Regions from separate parts of the Homo sapiens genome. Here region 2 is linked to region 1. A link is an interaction called in ENCODE POLR2A ChIA-PET data of the cell type or tissue named here. Cell type or tissue: Caco-2. All regions are shown on one strand. Each heading gives the region's core, and the rest is flanking DNA. Links, peaks and the distances in the headings are about the cores only. Region 1 overlaps LOC105371777 (a long non-coding RNA gene). Region 2 has its middle 6.6 kb from the start of KRT37.

The links. ChIA-PET counts read pairs that join two places held together with the same protein. Peaks named below come from ENCODE experiments on the same cell type or tissue, not always from the same donor. Only the 100,000 strongest peaks of a DNase experiment are listed, where the experiment ranks them.
Region 2: POLR2A ChIA-PET joins it to region 1 with 6 read pairs; 4 of 35 experiments call an interaction of 5 or more read pairs at or near these places.

The regions. Positions count from the first base shown.
Region 1 is chr17:40,899,272-40,904,654 of GRCh38, forward strand. The region is part of intron 1 of LOC105371777 (a long non-coding RNA gene); the gene reads left to right. Among named protein-coding and RNA genes, the nearest start is that of KRT20, 17 kb to the left of the region's middle. In Caco-2, for the core only: no CTCF peak of the experiment used is centred there; DNase peaks (open chromatin) are centred at 2,940, 4,100 and 4,530.
Region 2 is chr17:41,428,510-41,433,892 of GRCh38, forward strand. No RefSeq gene overlaps it. Among named protein-coding and RNA genes, the nearest start is that of KRT37, 6.6 kb to the left of the region's middle. In Caco-2, for the core only: no CTCF peak of the experiment used is centred there; a DNase peak (open chromatin) is centred at 2,052.

The sequences.
Region 1 (5,383 bases), core at 166-5,165:
TTTACTACCATGTGCGTCTGGTTACAATTTATGTGTGTGTATGTATGTGTGGGTATATATTACCTATATGCAGTGTATGTATATATACACATATATATGTATATATGTGTTCACAACATTCTGATGTAAAGGATATGTCAGATTTCTATGTTCCTTGATTTAGAGAAAAAAGGTTGATGACTTATTTTTTCCATTTTCTAATTTATTGGGAAATACGATATACATACATTTAACAACAGACCAAAGGAAAAAATGAAAGAATGCCTCCATCCTGGTGTGCATATTCATGTGCTATTCAAAACCACCCCACTTCACTTTTTCCTCTTTTTTCCACTGATGATTCTGAGCACTCTGCTAATGTTATAGATACCCAGGATTGAAAACACAGACTTTAGAGATCTGGACTTGAATCCTATTTCTGCTACTTGCTTGGGCATGGTTCATAACCTCTCTGAGCCTCACTTTCCTCATATGGAAAGTGGAAGACCATAATAATGGCCAGCATGGTGGTGGTGTGAGGATTAAATGAAATGCCATATCTGAAGTGCAGGTACAGCACCTGGCATGTAGGAAGCACCCAGTGAGGTGTAGCTTCTTAGTGGCAGCCGTGATCATAGTAGAAGTACTGTAATTGTAAACTTGGTGGTGGTGGCAAGGAAAAGGCCACTAACATTTACCCTTCAGTATGCACTGAGCTAGTAGCATTGTGTCATGGATGCTCACTGAGCCTGTGCAGCTAGTACAAGGTAAGCTGAAGGACAACCCGGAGGAAAATATAATTGAGAAAACACATGACTACTTTCAAACATTTACAGTGACCCAGAAGTATAAGTGGGAGGAGCCATGAATGATTTACATAGAGGATCCACATCTCAGATATTTATGGATTACTTAAGATAATAGACTGTGTACTGGGCATTGAGGACAGAAAGATGGATAAGACAAGGTCCTGTCTTCCAGTCTTTCCCACTCCTCTGTGTGTGTGTGTGTGTGTGTGTGTGTGTGTGTTTGTGTGTGTGTGTCTGTATTGGGGTGGTGAGAGCCAGAGAAGAAAACCTGATGGATGAGACCATAAGAGATGAACTCACCTCCCTGGGTGATGTCCGGGGCTGGTTCCGTGCTTTTGCCCCAAGGAGTTCATATTGAAATGGAGAGGATGGATAACTCAAGCTCCACCTGACCTCCTAGAAGAGTGCTGTCCAGTACTGAGCCACATAGGTAATTTTAAATTTTCTACTAGCCAAATTAAAAAAGTAGAAACAGGTGAAATTAATTTTAATAATATCCTTTGTTTAACCCAATATATCCAAAACATAGACTCAATATACAATTCTTAATGGGATATTTATTTTATTTTTTGAATTACATCTTTGAAAAGTGGTGTGCATTTTACACTCAGAGTATATCTCTATTTAGACAAGCCACATTTCGAGGACTCAATAGGTACCTGTGGTTAGTGTCTACCTTAAGGGACAGGGTAGTTCTAGAGCTCTGCTACTCAAAGTATGGTCCTTGGCCTCACAGTTTCACAGTGTAGATATGCCCTCTGTCCCTTCCACTCCTCCTAAATTGGAATTTGCATTGTAACAAGATCCATGGTGAGCCCTCAGAGTTTGAGAGGGGCTGTCTGATGACTTGAAAATCTCATTTGAGGAAACTGCACACCCTCCCTTCTAGTCATATTTGTGCAGTACATTTCCTCATCATAGATTAGGTAAACCATCTTATCATAGTCGGACCAAAGGTAGAGTTCAGTTTAGCCCTTGTTGGAACCAGTGGGATCTAGTTGGGTTTTTCTTAGTCGGAAGGTTGAGCTATTTGGCAGAAAATGAAGGAGAGACAGGACAAAGATGAGATACGAGTGTTTATTCAACCACAGAACAAATGACATCACCATTGTCATTGGAGCTCTTCTTTTCTGACATATGTTTTGAAAGGGAGAAAGGAGTGAAGAAGGGAAGAGAGTGAGAGCTTCCAAATTCATGGGGTTTTCGTTATGTCAGAGTTCTTCCCCTAGGGTTAGCCTCATGAGCACGTGAGCTTGGAAGGGCCTGGCACTTGGATTAATGCTCTGCTGTTGCAGTGTTGAAATTCTTGACAATTGGGTCCGGCATGCCTGCTTTATACCGAGCCCTGAAAATTATGTAGCTTGTCCTGCCTCCCCTAAATGTCCACTTACTATCCACCTGCAGGTGTAAGAGTCACACTGGATTAGGTAGGTTTTGGGAGGCATTTTCTCTTTATGTGTGTGTATGTATGTGTGGGTATATATTATATATGTGGTGGGTGTATATATACACATATGTATGTATATATGTGTTCACAACATTATGATATAAAGGATATGTGCTGGGCCAGGTACGGTGGCTCACGCCTGTAATCCCAGCACTTTCGGAGGCTGAGGCGGGCGGATCACGAGGTCAGGAGTTCGAGATCAGCCTGACCAACATGGTGAAACCCCATCTCTACTAAAAATACAAAAATTAGCCAAATGTGGTAGCACGTGCCTGTATTCCCAACTACTTGGAAGGCTGAGGTAGGAGAATTGCTTGAGGTGGAGGTTGCTGTGAGCGAAGATCAAGCCACTGCACTCCAGCCTGGGCAACAGGGAGAGACTCCATCTCAAAAAAAAAAAAAAAAAAGGGATATGTCCCGGATCAGCTGGATCAGGTAGGTTTGGGAGGTGTTTTCTCTTTCACTTCCCCATCACCACAATCTCTTTATAGCTTAAGAAATAAAAAAGAGATAACACAGGCCTTTGGGAGAATCGAGATCAATAATGCATTAGATAATGGTGTTCTGAGGCAGGATTTCAATGAAAGGCTAAGTGCTGTAACTATGTAACAAAACACCAGCACAGGACAAAGAGTAGGTTTCTCAATCAACAAGGATAAACAGCCCCACCCTCCCAACCTTGTCTCCAGGTTTACAATTATCTGCAGTGTTTGAATAGAGCTCAGAGATCTCTGGGCAGTGACAATGAGTCAGCTGGGCCCATTCATGTTGGAAGTTTTATATGGGTGAAAGTTAAAAATGTTAACTTGTTTCTATGTTGTAAAAATGTTAAACAAAGAATAAAAGTATATTCTCAAGATGACTCATGAGGAAAAAAGAAAGTATATTAGTAGTTTCAGAGCTCAGACCTGAATCAAATGCCTGAATCAAATCAAAAACTACTCAAAGCTTTGAGACCTAAGAAAGTCACTTTCTTTTAATACTAATGGACTTGGTATAATTTGTAATGCCTGCAGCTCAGAGTTTAGGCGGAGAGTCAGCCACATTGGCTTCACCTGGGGGCTGATTACAGATCTCAGGCCACCCCCACACCCCACACCCATCGCCACCACTGACCTGCTGAATAAGGATCTGTATTTTATCAAGATCTACAGGTGATCTGTGTGCCTATTAGAGTTTAAGAAGTGCTGTAATGTTGCACTCAGCAACTACTTATCTTGGCGGTGGTGGGAAGGGAGGAGGGAAATCTAACCCCTTCACAGGTGCATCAACTTAGTGCCTAAGACTTCTTGAAGCATTATGGGAAAGCGAGGGTTCTCAAAGTGTGGGCTTCAGACTGGCAGCATCAGCAGCACCCAGGAGCTTGTGGCAGTGCAAATTCCCAGACTCTGATTATCTGGCTCAGAAACTCTGGGAGTGGGACCCCACAATCTGTGGCTCCATCTTAGCAAGTCTTTCCAGTGCTTCGGATGCATGGTAAAGTTGGAGAACCATGGCTGTAAAGTATCAGTAGTCGAGGAGCAGGAAGATATTTCCACTGGTTGTACATTTTAGTTTAGAATGCTTGATCTTGTCAAGCGGAGCCCCACATTGAATCACATGTTTCATAAGGCAGTAATTCTAACTTTGAAAGAAGTCACGATGCTCTGACTAATTTGAAATTTATTTTTATTTCTGAGGGAGATTTGGACATGGAAAGGGATGGCAAGAAGTGAAATGGTTGAAAAAATAAAGAGTATGACATGATCTGGCAATTATTAACCTGGGGAAGTGAAGAGTGAAAGAAGAAGCAATCGAGCCACATGTTATCTCTGTAAATGGTGAAGTGACTCACCCTAGGGCTCACCAGGAACAGGAAGATGTCGTTTCTTTCTTGCCTCCAAGTGGCAAGCAGGGACTGTGTGTCCTTCATTCATAGCTGCTTGAGAATCAATTACAATAGGTGGGATGCTGTGATAGCCAATAGGGTTCAGAAATCAAGACACAGTCCATGATTCCGAGGAGGCGGCAGCCTAGCCGGAGACGGTGACTAATCGGGAATTATATATAATGTTCACGAAAAGATTTGTGGATATAGAGGAAGGATCCCCAAGTAAAGCTGGGTGGGAGGGAGTCATTGAAGTTTTCCTGAAAGTGCAGAGTTTGAGGGAGAGTCCAAGCTGGAAAAGCACAGGGACATGGAGGTGGCCCACGCATCCCTAAAGTGCAGCGATGAGTAACTGGTGGATAAGTCACAGCCCATAAATCTCAGAATTCATCCATTCACTCCACAAATATTTACTCAGTACCTGCTGAGGGCCTGGCACTGTTCTAGGCCATGAGGATACTTCCGTGAGCAAGACAAACACAAATTCCTGCTGACAAGGCTTCATTCTAGCAAAGGGATATAAACCCCATACAGATAATATATATGTAAATTATAAGACAATGTGATGTAATCACACTGGAAAGGTAGAGAAATGGCAACCGGAGGTGTGAGATGGTGTAAGAATCCTGTGATGCCATCTTCTACAATGGGGATTTAGGTCTTTAATGTCTTCTTTTTTTTTTTTTTTTTTTTTTTGAGACGGAGTCTCGCTCTGTCGCCCAGGCTGGAGTGCGGTGGCGTGATCTCGGCTCACTGCAAGCTCCACCTCCTGGGTTCACGCCATTCTCCTGCCTCAGCCTCCCGAGTAGCTGGGACTACAGGTGCCCATCACCTCGCCCGGCTAATTTTTTTTTGTATATTTAGTAGAGACGGGGCTTCACCGTGTTAGCCAGGATGGTCTCCAACTCCTGACCTCGTGATCCGCCCACCTCGGCCTCCCAAAGTGCTGGGATTACAGGCGTGAGCCACCGTGCCCGGTCTTTAACGTCTTAAGTTGATAAAACAAGAAATAGCAGTGTAAGCATATTCCTTAGAGATATGCAGGTTAATACCAGAAACAATAGCTAAAAGATTTCAGAGAGAAACATTCAGGAGTGGGGACACCAGGGGCTGCTATTTTTTACTATGAACCTTGTATAGTATATGATGTATTCATTCATTCACTCACGCATTCATTCATGAATTCACAAGTCTGTGTGAATATCAGTGTGTGCAAGGTTTTGTTGCAGATGCTGGGGATACAGTAGTTAAAAAAACACAAACGTTTCTGCCCTGGCGGAA
Region 2 (5,383 bases), core at 101-5,100, 530 kb after region 1:
TAAAACTGTGTGCATATATTTTTAAACAGCATAAATACATCTTTGCTCTGAGAAAAAGTTGAACATGCATCCCCGTGAAAACCACAAGGGAGTCAGGGGATGATGGTGTTGATGAAACCTGGGCTCTTGGAATTCTCTCAAGGAGAAATAAGGGGTCTGGAATTCTTCCCAAGAGGAAAACCCACTGTGGGTCAGCTGTGGCTCCAGCGGCCCTGAGGTCAGCTATGACTCATTCTTTACTGGGGCAATCCTTAGAGGGCCTCTCCCTGCCAGGCCATCCCTCAGAGGCCTCTGGGTGCAATCTGCATTTTCCATCTTCAAAGACCCCTTTGTTCCTATCTTCCGCCTCAACACATAGCATCACTATAATCCAGAGAATTGAAGCATTAAAATTCTTCCCTTTGATTTGCTAAATAGGAACCCTCTCTTGACCCTATCCTCTGGCAGGATTTTATCCCATTGGCTAAAATCATGGTTCCTTCTGTCTCAGAACATATGACACTTGTTAATTCTTAAGCATCACAGCTGAAGCTTTGCATCCTTTGCGTCCTGACACACCTCTCCAAAGCTTGATATGTGTCTCTGGCTTGGGCTCTGCATGGTCCATTTTGCATAATGACATAGACACTGCCTAGTCCTTCGTACAGCAGAGGGCTCTTCTGATTTTCTTTGGTCTCAAAGGAACAGGCAGTAGGTGGAAGGCATGAGGCAGGTGTCTGGGATGTACTCAGCTGTGTAGGTGGGAAGGAGCCCATCCTTGACATTGCAGATGATCAGATGAGCCTCCTCTTCCTCCCTTTTTTTTTTTTTTTTGAGACAGAGTCTCGCCCTATTACCCAGGCTGCAGTGCAATGCAATGCAATGGCATGATCTCGGCTCACTACGACCTCCACCTCCCGGGTTCAAACGATTCTCCTGCCTCAGCCTCCTTAGTAGCTGGGATTACAGGCACCCGCCACCACACCCAGCTAATTTTTGTATTTTTAGTAGAGATGGGGTTTCACCATGTTGGCCAGACTGGTCTTGAACTCCTGACCTCGTGATCCACCCACCTCAGCCTCCCAAAGTGCTGGGATTACAGGCATGAGCCACCGTGCCCGGCCCTCTTGCTCCTCTTTAAAAAGAGTTTCTGGCCCCTGAAAATAAACATATATTCCAAGTTGCATGAAGGGAGGTATCAGAGATGAAGAGAGAAGACAGAGGTAGTCCTGCAGCCCTCCTTCCTTCACAGGGGCCACCTCTTCTCTCTTGAGGATTAAAAGATTTTGAGCTGTAATCTCTCTTCAGGCAGAGGGGAAACACTGGGTTCAGAACAGCATCACTTGGTGCCACGGTGCAGACGCATCTCTGAGTCTGACCGTTCTGACGCATCTCTGAGTGAGACAGAAGCAGAGGCACTGGGCGGTCCACAGGGTGTGAGTCTAATCTGCAACCACCTGCTCCAGCTGCAGAGGAAAAATTCTGAAGACACCTAAGGAAACAGGAGCTGCCCACACACTGCATCCTGATGTGAATTACGCCAGGAAAACATCTGCAAACCACGACCAGCAGTGTGTCCTGATACCACTGTGCCTGCAAGGCTCTCAGACATGCTGGGTGAAAACAGAGTCTGAGGAAGGATAACCCAAAACACCTTTATCATTTCAAAAGTCCACCTCAGAAGGCTTTGAAAAAAAAAAAAAAGTCACCGTTTTCTTTTCTATTAAATAGGATTTTAAAATCTAGTTACTTGGGAAACTTTGGTTTGATTTTAAGTATTTTTAAATTATTATTCTGCTTTATTCTTTTTTTGTTTTTCTTTTCTTTTTAGATGGAGTTTTGCTCTTGTTGCCCAAGCTGGAGAGCAGTGGTCTGATCTTGGCTCACTGCAACCTCCGTCTCCTGGATTCAAGAGATTCTCCTGCCTCCGCCTCCTGAATAGCTGGGATTACAGGCGTACGCCACCACGTCCGGCTAATTTTTTGTATTTTTAGCAGAGATGGAGTTTCACCATGTTAGCCAGGCTGGTCTCCGACTCCTGACCTCAGGTGATCCACCCACCTCGGCCTCCCAAAGTGCTGGGATTACAGGAGTGAGCCACAGCGCCCTGCCTAGTTTGCTTTATTCTTATCCCAGGTCTTAAGGTCATCAGAGACTAAATACTGAAAAAGTTATCTTCATTTCCCCTCCCCTTTGTTCCCTGATCCTAGAGTTTCTTTATCTACATGCTAAGGCAGGAAATTTCCCCTTATTTACCTCATACCAAGACCTATTACAAAATCCTTTAATGCAGCATAGTAGAGGTTTAAGACAATGAATTTTGGATCCAGCCTGCCTGGGTTCAGATTCTGGTTCTATCATTTATTAGCTGTGTGAACTTGGGCTGGTGACTTGACCTCTCTGTGCCTCAAATTCTGCTTATGCACAATGGAGTGACAATAGCACCTAGCTAATGGATTTAAGTTTTAAAAAAATCCATACCTGTAAATCACGTAAAATAGTGTCTAGCACAGAGTACATGGTAAGCACTAAATAAGTGTTGTGTTTTTTAATGGATTTTACTGTTACTGGTGTGTTTACATGCTTACACCATTCATAATTCAAAAATGCTTATTAAATTACTTATTTTTTACTTATTTAAGTTAGCAAAGATCAGAAGTTTAGTCTTACTAAAAAGCTTTTGCACAGCAAAAGAAACAACAGAGTGAAAATACAACCTACTGAATGGGAGAAAGAATTGTAAATCATATATCTGATAAAGGGTTAGCCTCCAAAATATATAAGGAAGTCCTACAACTCAACTGTAAAAAATAATTTTTTTTAATTTAAAAATGGGCTAAGGATTTCTATAGACATTTCTCTAAAGTAGACGTACAAACGGCCATCAGGTATATGAAAAAATGCTCAAAGTCACTAGCCATAAGGGAAATGCAGATCAAAGCCATGAGACATCACTTCACACCACTCAGGATGGCTACTATCAAAAAAAAAAAAAGACAACTAGTATTGGTGAGGATATAGAGGAGCTGGAACCATTGCACGCTGTTGGGAAAATGCAAAATGACGCAGCCACTATGGAAAACAGTATGGAGATTCCTCAAAGAATTAAAAATAGAATTACCATATGAGCCAACAATCTCACTTCAGGGTATTTATCCAAAAGAATTGAAATTGGGATCTCAAAGAGATGTTAACACTCCTGTGGTCATTGCAGCAGGAGTCACAATAGCCAGAATGTGGAAACTACCTAAATGTCCGTTGACAGATAAATACAAAAAGAAATTGGTATGTGCAAACACTGGAATTCCATTCAGCCTTTAAAAAGGACGAAATTCTGCAATACGCAACGTGAATAAACCTCGAAGACGTTATGCTAAATAAAATAAGCCAATCACAGAAAGACAAATACTGCATGATTCTGCTTATATGAGGTATCTAAAATAGATTCAACCCTGAAGACATTATGCTAAATGAAATAAGCCGATCACAGAAAGACAAATACTGCATAATTCTGCTTATACAAGGTATTTAAAATAGGCAAATTCATAGAATCAAAGAGTGGAATGGTGGTTTCCAGAGGCTGTGGGAAAAGGGGAAATGGAAAGTTACTGTTCAATGAACATAAAGTTCCAGTCAAGCAAGATGTGTAAGGCCTAGAGATCTACTGTACTGCATTGTACCCAGAGTCCATAGTAATTTATTGTACACCTAAAATTTTATTAAGAGGGTAGCTCTCATGTTAGGTGTTCTTTCTATGATAAAGTAAAATAAAACAAAATAGATTAATGTCATGATTGTAGCAAAATAAAGAAAACATGCACTTTCATACACTGTTGAGGGGAAGAATAAGTTGTGCAACCTCTTTACAAAATAGTTCAGCAGTATCTGTTAAAATTACAAATGCTTTTTTTTTTTTTTTTTTGAGACGGAATCTCACTATATTGCCAGGCTAGGATGCAGTGGCATGATCTCAGCTCACTGCAACCTCCACCTCCCGGGTTCAAGCAATTCTCCTGCCTCAGCCTCCTGAGTAGCTAGGACTACAAGCACATGCCACCATGCCCAGCTAATTTTTGTGTTTTTTGTAGAGACGAGGTTTCACCATGTTGGCCTGGATGGTCTCGATCTCCTGACCTCATGATCCACCCGCCTCGGCCTCCCAAAGTGCTGGGATAACAGGTGTGAGCCACCATGCCCACATATACACTATCGACCAATAATTTCCGCCTATAGGAATTTAATCCTATAGACATACTTACATAGACAGAAGTATAAGGATAAAAAATATAAGGGTACCCTATAGAAGTCCTTGGGGTGTTAGGCCAGGAGCCATCTCTGCTGTTTTGTGCCTCCTTCAGCCTATGGATTTCCCCTCAATGTCCCCTCAATCCATTCCTCTGTGTCTCTCAGGGGACCATTTCCTATGGGTGTTAAGCTGTGGATGATCATGGGGCAAAGGTGCAGTTAGTAGAAAGGAGAAAAGCATAATCATGGGAACTTGAAGAGTGAATGATTTAGGAATTAGGGAAAATAATAAATTCTGAATAAGTCATTGTAGAACTATTTATTTGGCCCACTTCATGAATTACGTGCAGTAAAATAGGGAAATACTGACAACCCTGTTTCATTTTCTTCATTAAAAATACAATAGTATTGTGGCTGGGCCTGGTGGCTCACACTTGTAATCCCAGCAGTTTGGGAGGCTGAGGCAGGCAGATCACCTGTCAGGTGTTCAAAACAAGCCTGGCCAACATGTAGCAGTAGTAGTAGTAGCAAAACCCCATCTCTACTAAAATACAAAAGTTAGCTCAGCATGGTGGCACATGCCTGTAGTCCCAGCTACTCTGGAGGTTGAGGCAGGAGAATTGCTGGAACTCGGGAAGTGGAGGTTACAGTGAGCCGAGGTAGCGTTGCTGCACTCCAACCTAAGCAACAGAGAAATACTCCATCTCAAAAAAAAAAAAATCCAGTAGTATTGAATACTCTGATTTTGAAAGGTGATTTTATATTTCTCAGCTCAAGAGATGCCTTCAAGGGGAAGCTTTCTCCAGCTTCACTGAGCATTCAATCAATTCCTCTTCTCTCTACTCACATTGACCCTTAGTTTACCTTGATGTAACCCTCTTCATTCTGTTGTTAGTGTTCTTGAAAGTCCCTTGGAAGCAGGAATTTTGTCTTACTGCTTTTGTCTTGTTCATCTCTGTAATTCCCAGTACATCACCTGACATAACAAAGCACTCAATCGATAAAAACAGAAGTGACTAAATGAGCTCAGCTCTGGAGCAAGTCATACTCAGTATTATCCTCCACAGTATCACGTGCATGGTGATTCTCAGTAACTGTGTGCTGAGGGAATGCCTGCATGCGTACATGAATAGACATAGTATAAAGCCAAACCATAGCA